Regions from separate parts of the Homo sapiens genome. Here region 2 is linked to region 1. The links are chromatin loops, found by intact Hi-C in ENCODE. Cell type or tissue: heart right ventricle. All regions are shown on one strand. Each heading gives the region's core, and the rest is flanking DNA. Links, peaks and the distances in the headings are about the cores only.

Evidence for each region. A loop is a pair of places that touch in the nucleus more often than their neighbours do. Peaks named below come from ENCODE experiments on the same cell type or tissue, not always from the same donor. Only the 100,000 strongest peaks of a DNase experiment are listed, where the experiment ranks them.
Region 2: a loop joins it to region 1, with 2.3 times the contacts of the local background. A loop is called at or near these places in 66 of 110 quality-filtered maps.

Annotation. Positions count from the first base shown.
Region 1 is chr10:101,288,616-101,293,984 of GRCh38, forward strand. No RefSeq gene overlaps it. Among named protein-coding and RNA genes, the nearest start is that of LINC02681, 28 kb to the left of the region's middle. RefSeq lists enhancers at 2,305-2,844, 2,845-3,384. In heart right ventricle, for the core only: CTCF peaks have their summits at 3,169 (motif pointing left) and 3,374; DNase peaks (open chromatin) are centred at 2,796, 3,196, 3,476, 4,061 and 1 weaker place; H3K4me3 peaks cover 2,063 bases; H3K27ac peaks cover 1,208 bases; H3K27me3 peaks cover 2,324 bases.
Region 2 is chr10:101,219,577-101,224,945 of GRCh38, forward strand. It overlaps LOC124902491 (a long non-coding RNA gene), which reads left to right and starts at 2,776. Exons shown (of 2, transcript XR_007062267.1): 1 at 2,776-2,908; 2 at 3,142-4,616. RefSeq lists an enhancer at 3,114-3,763. In heart right ventricle, for the core only: no CTCF peak of the experiment used is centred there; no DNase peak of the experiment used is centred there; H3K4me3 peaks cover 1,324 bases; H3K27me3 peaks cover 5,000 bases.

The DNA of each region.
Region 1 (5,369 bases), core at 231-5,230:
CCCTGGACATCTATGGGCTAGCAGCTCCAGCAGAGGCTGTCCCTCCAGGGAGAGGGGGCAGAGCTAGCAGCACTGAACTGTCCTAAGTGTGCTGGGCTCTGCAGAGGGCCTTTCTGTCGTACGCCCCCTCAGCTCTACCTAGAAAGAACCTATCTCACTGCTCCATCGGTCCCACACCAGGATTCCCACACCCCCAAGCTGGCCCCTTCCCTGCCTCTACTCCACACCACACTCCAACCTCTCAGGGTCTTCTAACCACCCCCTTATCTTGTCCAAGGTGTGAATAAGTCCTTGTTTACCTTAATTCTGCTAACACCAAGAGGGAGACTTTTCCAAAGGCTCTGTACTACAAAACTGAAGGAAAGACTAGGAGAGCCAACACTTATGTTACCATGGCCAGGCCCTGTTCTAAGGACTTTTCCTAAGATTTGCACAACAATCCTAAGAGATAGGTACCCCTATCCTACAGACGGAGGAAAGGAGGGCCTGAGAATTCACAAACTTTAGCTGGTGAATGGCACAGCTGGGATTTTGATCCAGGCGGTATATGCTTATGCAACACTACTTTTTCCAAAGCAAAAAAAAAAAAAAAAAAAATTTAAGTCTTTATTTAAGTTCTTTATTCCACATTAGACTGTAGGCTCTCTAAGGGCTTTCTTGCCCATCATGGCATTCCCACAGGGTGAGGCAAAGTGGGACAACCATAAATGTGCACCAAAGGGATTCCAAGACAACTAAAGGCCTCCAAGGACTGCCTGACACACCCCAGTGGGCACAGAGGACATGATCCTTCCCCTTGCCTCAGCCATGGCTAGCATGGGTGCTAGACTCAGCCACACTGACTGCTGGCCACAAGCAGGCTTAGCTGAATCCAGAGCCAGGTCTGATGAGGTCCTCTAGCCTTTCCAGAACTCTTCCATCTTCTCATTGGTCTCCCTTGACCCTATAGGTTCTGACCCAGTCCTGGCCCCCTCAGCTCATCCTTATAGCCCCTCAAGGGCCTGCACCACCTGTCTCCAAAGACTAGTCACACTTCATGAGGGCCCTCATGGTCATGCCCTTCAGAGGCCACTACTCCCCAAGCCCGGCACTCTCCTGCTATCGTGGAGCATATTTGTGGTTAGGGCTGGCCCTGCCTTTCAGAAGCTCAGCCCTCTCACCCCACAGCCTGGTTTCAAGTTGTCCTAAGGACATGTGCCCTGGCCCCAGGAGCCACTCTGCTTCACACCTGCCCCCTGCCCACAGCTGACCAAAGACTTTCCTTTGCCACTCTCTCAATACAAGCCCTCTATTGCTCCCGTTCCTGATATAAGTTTCCTCCAAATCCCCACACTGTCTCCTGTGACCCACTTAAGAGACCTAACTCTCTGGACTTAAAATAGAAAACACCAAACACAAGCTTTTACACTTCCCGCTACCAGCGGAATAAAGGTTGCATCTTTAACAAAAACAACATAACCACCTACTAATAATAATAGTTGCCGACCACTTCAAAGTGGGTGGCCATTCACTTGCCCAGCTCTCCCCAACCCACTTCCTACCTGTCCCCAGGCTGTGGGTCTCTCGGGACGTGTGACGTGTATGGCTGTGTGCTGTGTATTTTTGCCTCCTCAGGAAAAACTCCAAAGTGACTGCTTGCCCTGGGCTCATCTATAATCTGGGGCATTGATCGGGGCCCATTGATAGCTGATTGTTTTCACACGTGACTCGGTCACATTCCTCTAATCTCCATCCTTCTGCTCAGTTTGCATGACAAGAAGTGGCCTCGGTGGAGAGAGGTCGCTCACCTCTGACCAGGATATAATTGGAAAAAGAAGGTCATTGCCTCCTTTGCTTCTAGGGCAGATCAGCTTCGTTCCATTTGTGTCACGAGCTCTTGCCAGCACACACTCTCAATGACATGGAGACAATGGCTGTGCCCCACAATGGAGCCCACAGAGATGTGCTCGATACAACACAAACACACCCCAGGATCCGCACTCACTCTCATCAGGACAGGCATGTACGACAACACACACACAATAGGTGCTCTCAGTAAACGCTGATGATAACACCAGTGATACACGGGATGATGCATACCCAGTGACATCCGCACACAGAGGATACATAAAAAGATGCATAAAGCAATGCTTACCCAGTGGTGCAGGTACCCAGCAACATACACATGCAGCGACACACAGACACATCCATGAGGGCAAATAGCCCAGGCCGAGCTACCACATCCAACATGAAAAAATATGTGACATTTTTCAGTGTACCCACTTGGCAGGTAGCCCATTATATCTTGTACTATTATTGATCTGCTTGGAGCCAAAGCTGACAGTGCCCCACTCCTGGTCTCCCCATGTTCCCATTCCCAGTGCCGCACCTCCAGGCAGTTTCTTCAGGTAATGCTCATGTGGGACTCTGTATCAGCGTTATCTGGGGGAGCTCTGACACCGGGCATGCTTCCAGGAAGCCCTGCCTCTACATACAAGCTTCTTACAATGCATGCGTGCGGGTAAACACGCTTATGTTAAAAATCTCCCTCAAGTAATTCTGCTATCCTGCCAGGTCGAGAACACTGAGCCGTCACCACCAGGCTCCCCTCTCCAGGGTGGCTAAACTTGCCATTGAGGGTGTTGGGCTGTATTTTATTTTCTCAGTTTGGGAAGGGATGAGGCCCCAGAACTGAAAAAAGGACAGTCAATGGCCAGGAACCGAATGAGTTAAAACCGGGCCCTATAGCCTTCATCCCTGGTGACTCTGGCTGGCCTCGTTAGCGCCCGCGCAGCACGCACAGAAGGACCCTTCGCGCAGGATGTCCCGGAGACTCGTCCACGCTCCCTAGCCGGGCTGCGAAGGCCCAGATCTCCCAGCGCCTCCATGCCGCGTCGGCCGCGGCCTTGGGGGTCTTCCGGGGACAGTGGCCAGCCCTGGGCCGGTGACCTAGCCTTTGGGCGCTTCCCCGGGGCTCTAGGGTCCCAGGGCGCCAGGGCCAACACCAGGAAAGCCAGAAGGTTCCTTCCTTTGGGGCAGGAGTTGGGGGGAGTCGCCGTACGCCCACCCTGCCACGCGGGAGGCCTCCGGGAGAGGGCAGAGGGCGCCGGGCAGGGACCAATCATCGGCGGCGACCGGTCACTCGCGCCCCAGCGAGGAGACCCTGAGATCCGCGGGGAGAGCACAGGGTCGCGCCGCCCCCTGGCGGCTCAATGACAGAGTTGAGGCCCGGCGGCTGGCGACTGCGGCGTCTGGCAGCTCCAGGAAAGGATCCCCCTTGTGAAGAAACGCCCCTACGAAGACTGTCCTGTCCTGTCCCTGCCCTCCCGCTCCCGCTCGCCTTCTCTCCCCTTCTTTATTTTCTCTCTTCCTCCTCCCCCCACCTCTTCCACTCTTCCTGCCCTTCCCCCCTCCCCGTCCTCACTCCCTCTCCCACCCCCATTCCTTTCTCTCGTCCTTCGCCCACCGCCTCCCGCCCCCGCGGGGCAGCGCCTCGGTGCACCCGCTTGGCAGTTAGCCCATTAGATCTCGTACTATTGATCCGCTTCTGAGCAAAAGCTGACAGCACCCCCTCCCGGGCTCCCCACGTTCCCATTCCCCGCGCCCCCCTCCAGGCAGTCCTGGCCTGCGCCTCCTCCCGCCCCCCACGCGGGCCGCGCCGAAGTCTCGCCCTCACGAAGGACGAGAACAAATGTAATTAAAGCGACCGGCGAGGGGGGTGTGCCCCCACCAACGCAGGCACGAGCGAGGGTCCCAGCGGCCGGCGCCCGGCCTGCCACCTCCCTCCCCCTCGTCCCCGCCCCCTGGAGCGGGAGCATTTGGGTTGAGCTGCGCCTGTCCTATAAATCCACATATAATTCTCCTCTTTCCTGTTCAGCTAAGGAAAATAAACGTGTAAGGCTGTTTCTGGGAGCCCAGCTCAGGGACCGCTCTAAATTCTCCTCTTATTGAGTAGGGGCTGGAAATCATTCAGCTCGGCGGCGCGCCCCAGAACCACCCCCTACCCCCGCTCCGGCCCGCGGCCGCGCCCGCGCCCGCCGCGCACACGCACGCGCGCACACGGAAGGCAGGCGCCGGGTATATAAATATCTCCAGCTCTCCCCATAGCCGGGCAGATTTATTCCGCTGCCAAGCCTGCAGAAAATTGACTTGTTCATGGAGGCGGCTATTGACACATCACCGGGGGGAGGGTTAGGGGAGAAAGCAGTGGAGCCGGCGCCCCTCCATTATACGTTAATGTAATCAGCAGTGTGCGAAATGACTGCGCGGAAAATAGCATCACTGACATTTATATTAGAGGATATTGATGGCAGGAGCTGTGACCGCATCACTCTGCCTCCCGTTTCCACGGATTGACACAGGAGCCTCTTGTTGGCTCCATCCACGCTCGCCTCCCCTCCCCCTACCTCTCCCGCCCTCTCTCTGTCTCCACCCACCCTGTGTCTCTCCAGCTCTCCCCCTCTCCGAGGAGGAGATCTCACCCCCACCCTCCCTATACACTCTTTGATCACTCATTTTCCAAATAATTCTTGAGCACCTACTGGGTGCCAGGCGCAAGGGTCTCTCCCTGTGCCTCCTCTCCCTAGGTTTCTCCCTCCCCCTCTCCCCCACCGTGCCCTTGCCCTCTTTGTCCCTCCTCCCCAGCTCTGCCTCTCCCCTCCCCCTGCCTTGGCTCGGTGGCTGGACCGCTGCTGTCACAGCAGATAGATAATTGAAAAATGGGCCTCACCTTTGCAGCCGGCAGGAGTGGTTCAGGCAGTTACCGCCGGGGTTACCTACTCCATCTCAGGCCCAGGCTCCAAAAGAGATTCTGAGGAAATTGGATTTTACATGGATGTTTTATTCGAGCAGAGGCTTTAGTGTATATAAATACAGGCGAGGAGGCCTTGGCGGCAAGGATGAGTGAGGACAGACAATCCCGCCTGGGGCCTCCAGGCTCAGGCGAGGCAGGCGGGCCATGTGCTCAGCTCCCGGTCCCAGACCTGGATATCAGCGCATTCCCCCTCATGATCTGGGACTGAAAGAGGTTAATGCTTCTGAACAGCTCCTCAAAAGCTGCCTTGGGAATAAAAGAGTGTAGTTGTTGAGAACTTGACAGGACAGTATACTGAGAAAAGAAGGAAATATACTGGAGAAGTTTGAGGACTGATTCTTTTTCTTTCTTTTTTTTCTTTTTCTTTTCTTTTCTTTTTTCTTTTTTATTTTTTGAGACAGAGTTTCGCTCTTGTTGTTCAGGCTGGAGTGCAATGGCATGGTGTCAGCTCACTGCAACCTCCGCCTCCCGGGTTCAAGTGATTCTCCTGCCTCAGCCTCCCGAGTAGCTGGGATTACAGGCATGTGCCACCACACTTGGTTAATTTTGTATTTTTAGTAGAGACGGGGTTTCTCCA
Region 2 (5,369 bases), core at 121-5,120, 69 kb before region 1:
AAGTTTGAAGTATTAAGAGGCTCTGCAGAAACGCCAGGACTAAAACTTTCAAATTGATCCTATTTAGTAATCAATCAGGCTCTCCCCTCAGGTTAATCTGCCTAATTTTTCATCTCAAATCATACACTTTACTGACACGCCATCTAGCAAACAGTCGATAAAAAGTTAACAAAAATGATAACGACTCCAGCCAGAGCCATTGTGCAGGGCGGGTGGGCGGCCGCGGCTTTGATTGCATTTCGGGGTGGTTGGGGACTTGGTTTTTCACTGGGGCACCAGTTTGGAGGTTCCCCAGACAGTGGAAGCCTCCCTTTCCCACCAACTCTTGTCTGCTACTGGCTGCCCTCTCTGCAAATGGACTCTTCTCAGAACATCAGAACACGAGCAGCATTTCCACTGAAGTCACCTAAACCAGCTAGCCCCTGCCCTACTCCCATGTTTGCATAAACTGTCTGGAAGCCGGTGCCCTGTGTGCTTGTGGCAACTGTGAGCTGTGACTCTGTCACTTGCCTGTATTGTATGTATAAAGTGGGGATGGTGTATATGTTTAACAGCCAAGGTTTATCTGCTTAATTCTTATGTATGCTACTAGCTGCCCATATTTGGGCAGGTTTGCTGTGTCTTATGTGACTGCACTGTGTTTTCCAGGCATCCTGTGTGTCTGTGGGTCACTGTGGGTGTGTATCGGGTTTCTGCAGTGTTGGTCTGTGTAACTGAGTGCCTGCCTTGTGTGTGTTTGGTTTGTTTCTGAGGTGTGCCTGTGTTGGGTGTGGGCCTGTGGGCCTGTCTGGGCTTACCCTTCATTTCCATGTGGACATGCAGTCCCAGGGAGACCTCAGGCAGATGGATCAATAGGCCCCATTATAGACATCAGGAGAGAGGAGACAGTCCCTATAGAGACCCAGACACTTCACCTTGAACAGCCTCTGGGAGATGGAAGGGGTCACCTCTTCCCTACCTTGGTCCGTATCCCAGCTCTGGGTTGGCAGAGGTGTGTGAGAAAGGGGAGAAGAAGGCTCTCATTTCTTGTTGGAGGAGGCTCCCAACTTGGATCTCCCTTTCTGAAGAGCCTTGGGCCCCTGAATTTGGGAAGGGTTGGGGTACAGACACTCAGGGATGCCTCCATCCCATGTGCTCAGATGTCACGTCCACACTCAGATCCATTGGTTACATGGATACCCTCAGGTAACTAAGCTCCCTTCCCCACTTCATCCACCCCCATTCACAGACAAATAGCTACATCCAGCTCTCCATGGGGAAGCGTGAACATGCCCACATGCACACACCAATGCACAGCAATCCTTGCACACACTTGCACACATACAAACCAGATTCCAAAGTGGGCAGGACTCATTCACTCCCAACTCTGCTTGCAGCCATGCGCATATTGCCATTTGTACCCTCCCCACTTTGGGCAGGGCTGAGCCCCCACGGGGAGGAGGAACTTCCTTTGACTGAGCTGGGGGAAGCTAGGCCTTCAAGCGCTACCTGGAACTGGAGCAGCCAAGGGCAGGTCTACAGGTCACTCCAAAGACAAAGGTTCAGCCCGGTGACCAGCTTGAATGGGAGAAGGCAGGCAGGGCAGCCTGGCCATCACCCAACTGCACAACAGAGGATGCCCCTACCCCCGCAACCTGTTTTCAAAGAAGCAGAGTCCATGCCTATATAGTGCCTATTCGACGGCCTCAGCTGCCCTCAGAATAAACTTCAACCCAGGCTGAAAGTTCTCCATCCCATCTTCTACTTAGTCCTCTCCTGAGTCCTCTTCCTGTCAGGCCATGTGGTCCCTGCCCCCAGCATTGTAAATGTAAATTTCAGTAGCCAGCTTGGCTAAAATGTTTGGAGCTAGGATTCTGGTTGTCTGCCTGTAGCTTCAATTCCACATCAATATTCATTCTCCCAGCTATCTGCTCACACCAGCTCCCTGCACACCTCACACACCCTGGGCATCGTTTACCTGCTGGTTACACCCACTCAGTGACAGCTTTACTCTTTTCCTCTCCATTGAGCAAATTTAGTCACACCTAGCTGCACACACACTAGTTTGCAACAATCAGTTGCAGGAACGCAGCATCACACACCCAGTCCCACGCTCCGTTTCCATCAATCAGCCGCACATGCTCAGTTTCTCAGTTGCACATACTTGATGACACACTCAGGAACATGCCCTTGCTAGTCCCCATGCAGCCTGCCACACACACACCCACAGCCCCAAATCTCTCCCAGAACTGGCAGCTGTTAGGAGAAGACGGGGTGATTTGCAGATGGCAGTCCTGGACTTGGAAGTGCAGATGTGGGGCCCCAGGAACACTCAAGGTGGGAATGCTCCTCCCTCCAGGGTGCTGGTCCCCAGGAACCCCCACCTTCCTTTGCCCCAGTCCCAGGAGCCTGTTCTCTAGGAGATGTGGCCTGTGGACACACCCGGGAGTCAGATTCTAGGCTCTCCAAGACCTGTCAGTGTCTGCCAGGGACCTCCACTCCGCACATGTACAGTCCAGGGATGCAGCCAGTTCCCACACACCCCTTTGCACACCTACAGCCTAACCACCACTACCCAGCACAACCAGTTCTACTCCCCTCCATTCCCACCCACTTCAAAGCCACATGTACTTCACTTTACAACAGCAGCCTCCTACTCGCTGACCCCTGTGACTCCAGCCCATTCAGATTCTCTGTCCCTTCTTCCACATGCTTTGTAGCCCCTGACCTTACTAACCTGCCCCCTTATCTGGCTGCCCTCTCTATATCCCCGGGCTTTCTGTGGTGCCCTCTCAGATGCATGTGTTTGGGGAGCATATGTATTGTCCCCACAAATCACTTTCTGCGCTCCAAGAGGGGCTAGTTGTTGCCGGTGGGAAGCCAAGCCCAGGTGCCTCCGGGTTCAGGTGACTGGAAAAGCCAGGGCAGGGTGAGTGGACTTCCCCGGACTTGGCGGCTCAGAGGGATGGAGAGGTGGGGGGGGGGGTCCCCGCGGCGACGGGAAGGGGCGGAGGGTAGGCGCGCGGCCCCAGCTCGTCCCTTTCAGGGGGGACTCATGCATCAAACTTCAATTTTCCGGACGATTGAATTAGTGATTTTTTTTCTCCTGAACTAAAATACACTTAAGTCTTTGGGATTAATTACCACGTTCTGGTCCCTCAGACTGGAGTATTACTTATCGGAGCTGCGTCTGACACCGGCCCGACACCTCGTAAAATAGGGAACTGCGCCTCTCTGCCTCACCCCGCGCCGCTCGCCAGGCCACCAAGCCGGGAAAGGCGGAGCGAGGGGAAGCCGAACAAGCGGGATCGGCCGTCCGCGCGCGGAGGGGTTCCTAGACTGGAGAGCAGAAACTACCCGCGTCCCGGGACTTGGCAAGCCCCGTCGAGCCCCGGGACACAACGGGGAAGGGAGAGACAAAGCCGAGCCGCCTCTCCTGGCCAGCCCGGAACCGAAAGTGGGTCCGTAGAGAGCCCAGAGTCCTGGGGGAACAGATGGGCAAAGGGCTCTAGGAGGTGATGGAACTCAGGCCCGAAGGGCAGGCAGCCCACAGGATACCAAGCCTTAACGAACTACGCCAGAAGAATGGGCGTAGGGCCCACAGCCCCTCACACAACCCAGGCCAAGCTCCCTCGTACACTCAGACCAGGAGAAGAAACAGACACGCAATACACAAGCCCCGCTCCCTTGGAGCCTACACTTGGGCGAACACACCACTGCTGTTTGCAGTATCCCGAGACAGGCCCGGCAGGCGTGAGCTAAGAGGCCTCGGGCCCGAACTTGGGATTTGAGGCTCTCTCACATCGCCGGTCCCAGCGGCAGCGCCTGAGGCACAGCCAAGACCATCCGAGGTCCCCGGGCCGCGCGCAGGTAGCAGACTTCTTCAGAACTGGGGGAGCTAAAGAGAGAGTGGGCTTAGAGCCCAGGCCTCCCTGGATCCCAGATCCTCGCCTCCGCCTACAGCCAAGCCCCTCAGCTTTTGCCCAGAGCTGCTGACTTCCTCGCCGCCTCCCTGCGCAATGGGACCTAGAGATAAGCCCCAAGCCCGGGTGCTAGTCCAGGCAGAGTCGGGTGCTAGTCCAGGCAGAGTCCAGTGCTAGTCCGCGGCCTCAACAGAGCTGTCGGCTGGGCTCCGGAAGCCCACCCGGAACCTGATGGAGGCAGCGAATTCCTCAGAGCAGAGGACACTGCGGAGAGGCTCGAATCCACTTCCCACATTGTGCGGGACCGAGCGCGCAGGGCGCTCTCGCGTGGCCTCCTTAGCTCGGGTTCAGCCGAGGCTCTCACGTACACTTCGTTACCCCTTCCCCCCGCCGCAGCTCTGGTCCTTCCTTCCACTGGCTCTCTTCTCTGGCCTATGGAAACAACGAACTACTTTTCGCCTTTCAAGGCCCGGGTCCCAAGCCACCTCCTCTGTGAAGCCGCCAACACCCTGGTAGCTGCCTCTCAGTGTTTTGCAACTGGCACGGCCCTGTCCCTCGGTCCGCTTCTACTAGCGCTGGGGGTGCTGCGAGTCTTGCCCACTAGACTAGGAGCTCCTTGAGGGCAGGAACCGAATCTGATTCGTTTCCATTTTCCCAGCCCCCCTGCGCGGCCTGGCGCAGAAAAGACGCGCAATAAACATTTGCTGAATTGAATTGCGTTTTCTCCTTATTTTATTAATCCTTCCCCTTCCTTCTTTCATTCTTTCTTTTCCTCCTTCCTTCCTCCCTCGTTATTTTTTATTTCTTGGTTATATTCAATTGTCATGTTTTTCAGGCTCATTAAATCCATTTAGAGACAAAAGAATAAAAGGCAGAAGGGGAAGGGCGGGGGAGGAGAGAGGGGGAAGGGAGGGGAGGGGGCAGGCCGGAGAAGCAAACAAATAACCCGCTTTAACTAGACGGGCGGATAAATGGCCCCGTTTCTCCTCAGCCCCGACGCGCCTGCTTAGCTGCGCGCCCCGCGGGCGCCGCAGCTCGGGTGGGCTCAGCCCTGGGGCCGCCGCCCCCAGCCCAAAGGGACCCAGCGGGGCCAGGCCCAGGGCCGCGAAGCAGAGAGCGGCCGGAGGTGCCAGGGCCGCTTCATTGGGATTCATGAGCGTGTTGGGCGGGCGGCCTGGGGCTTCGGGCGCGGGGCGGGGGCCGAGTGGGGGGGTGCGCACGGCGGGCGCAGATGCCCGGGTGACCGACCCGCCGTGGTCCCTGCGCCGCCTTTGTGCCGAGGAGGCGCGCGCGGGGACCTAATCCATCAAATTGTCTACAAATTGTGAAGAAAATTCAAAAACCATATGGTCGCCAGCGCCGGCGCGCTCTGGGCTGCGGAGGGCCGCGGCCGTGCCCGCACCGGGAGCCGCGGGGGGCTGGGCCCGGCTATTGTCGCCTGTCAGCGGCCGCCCAGGCCCATTCGTC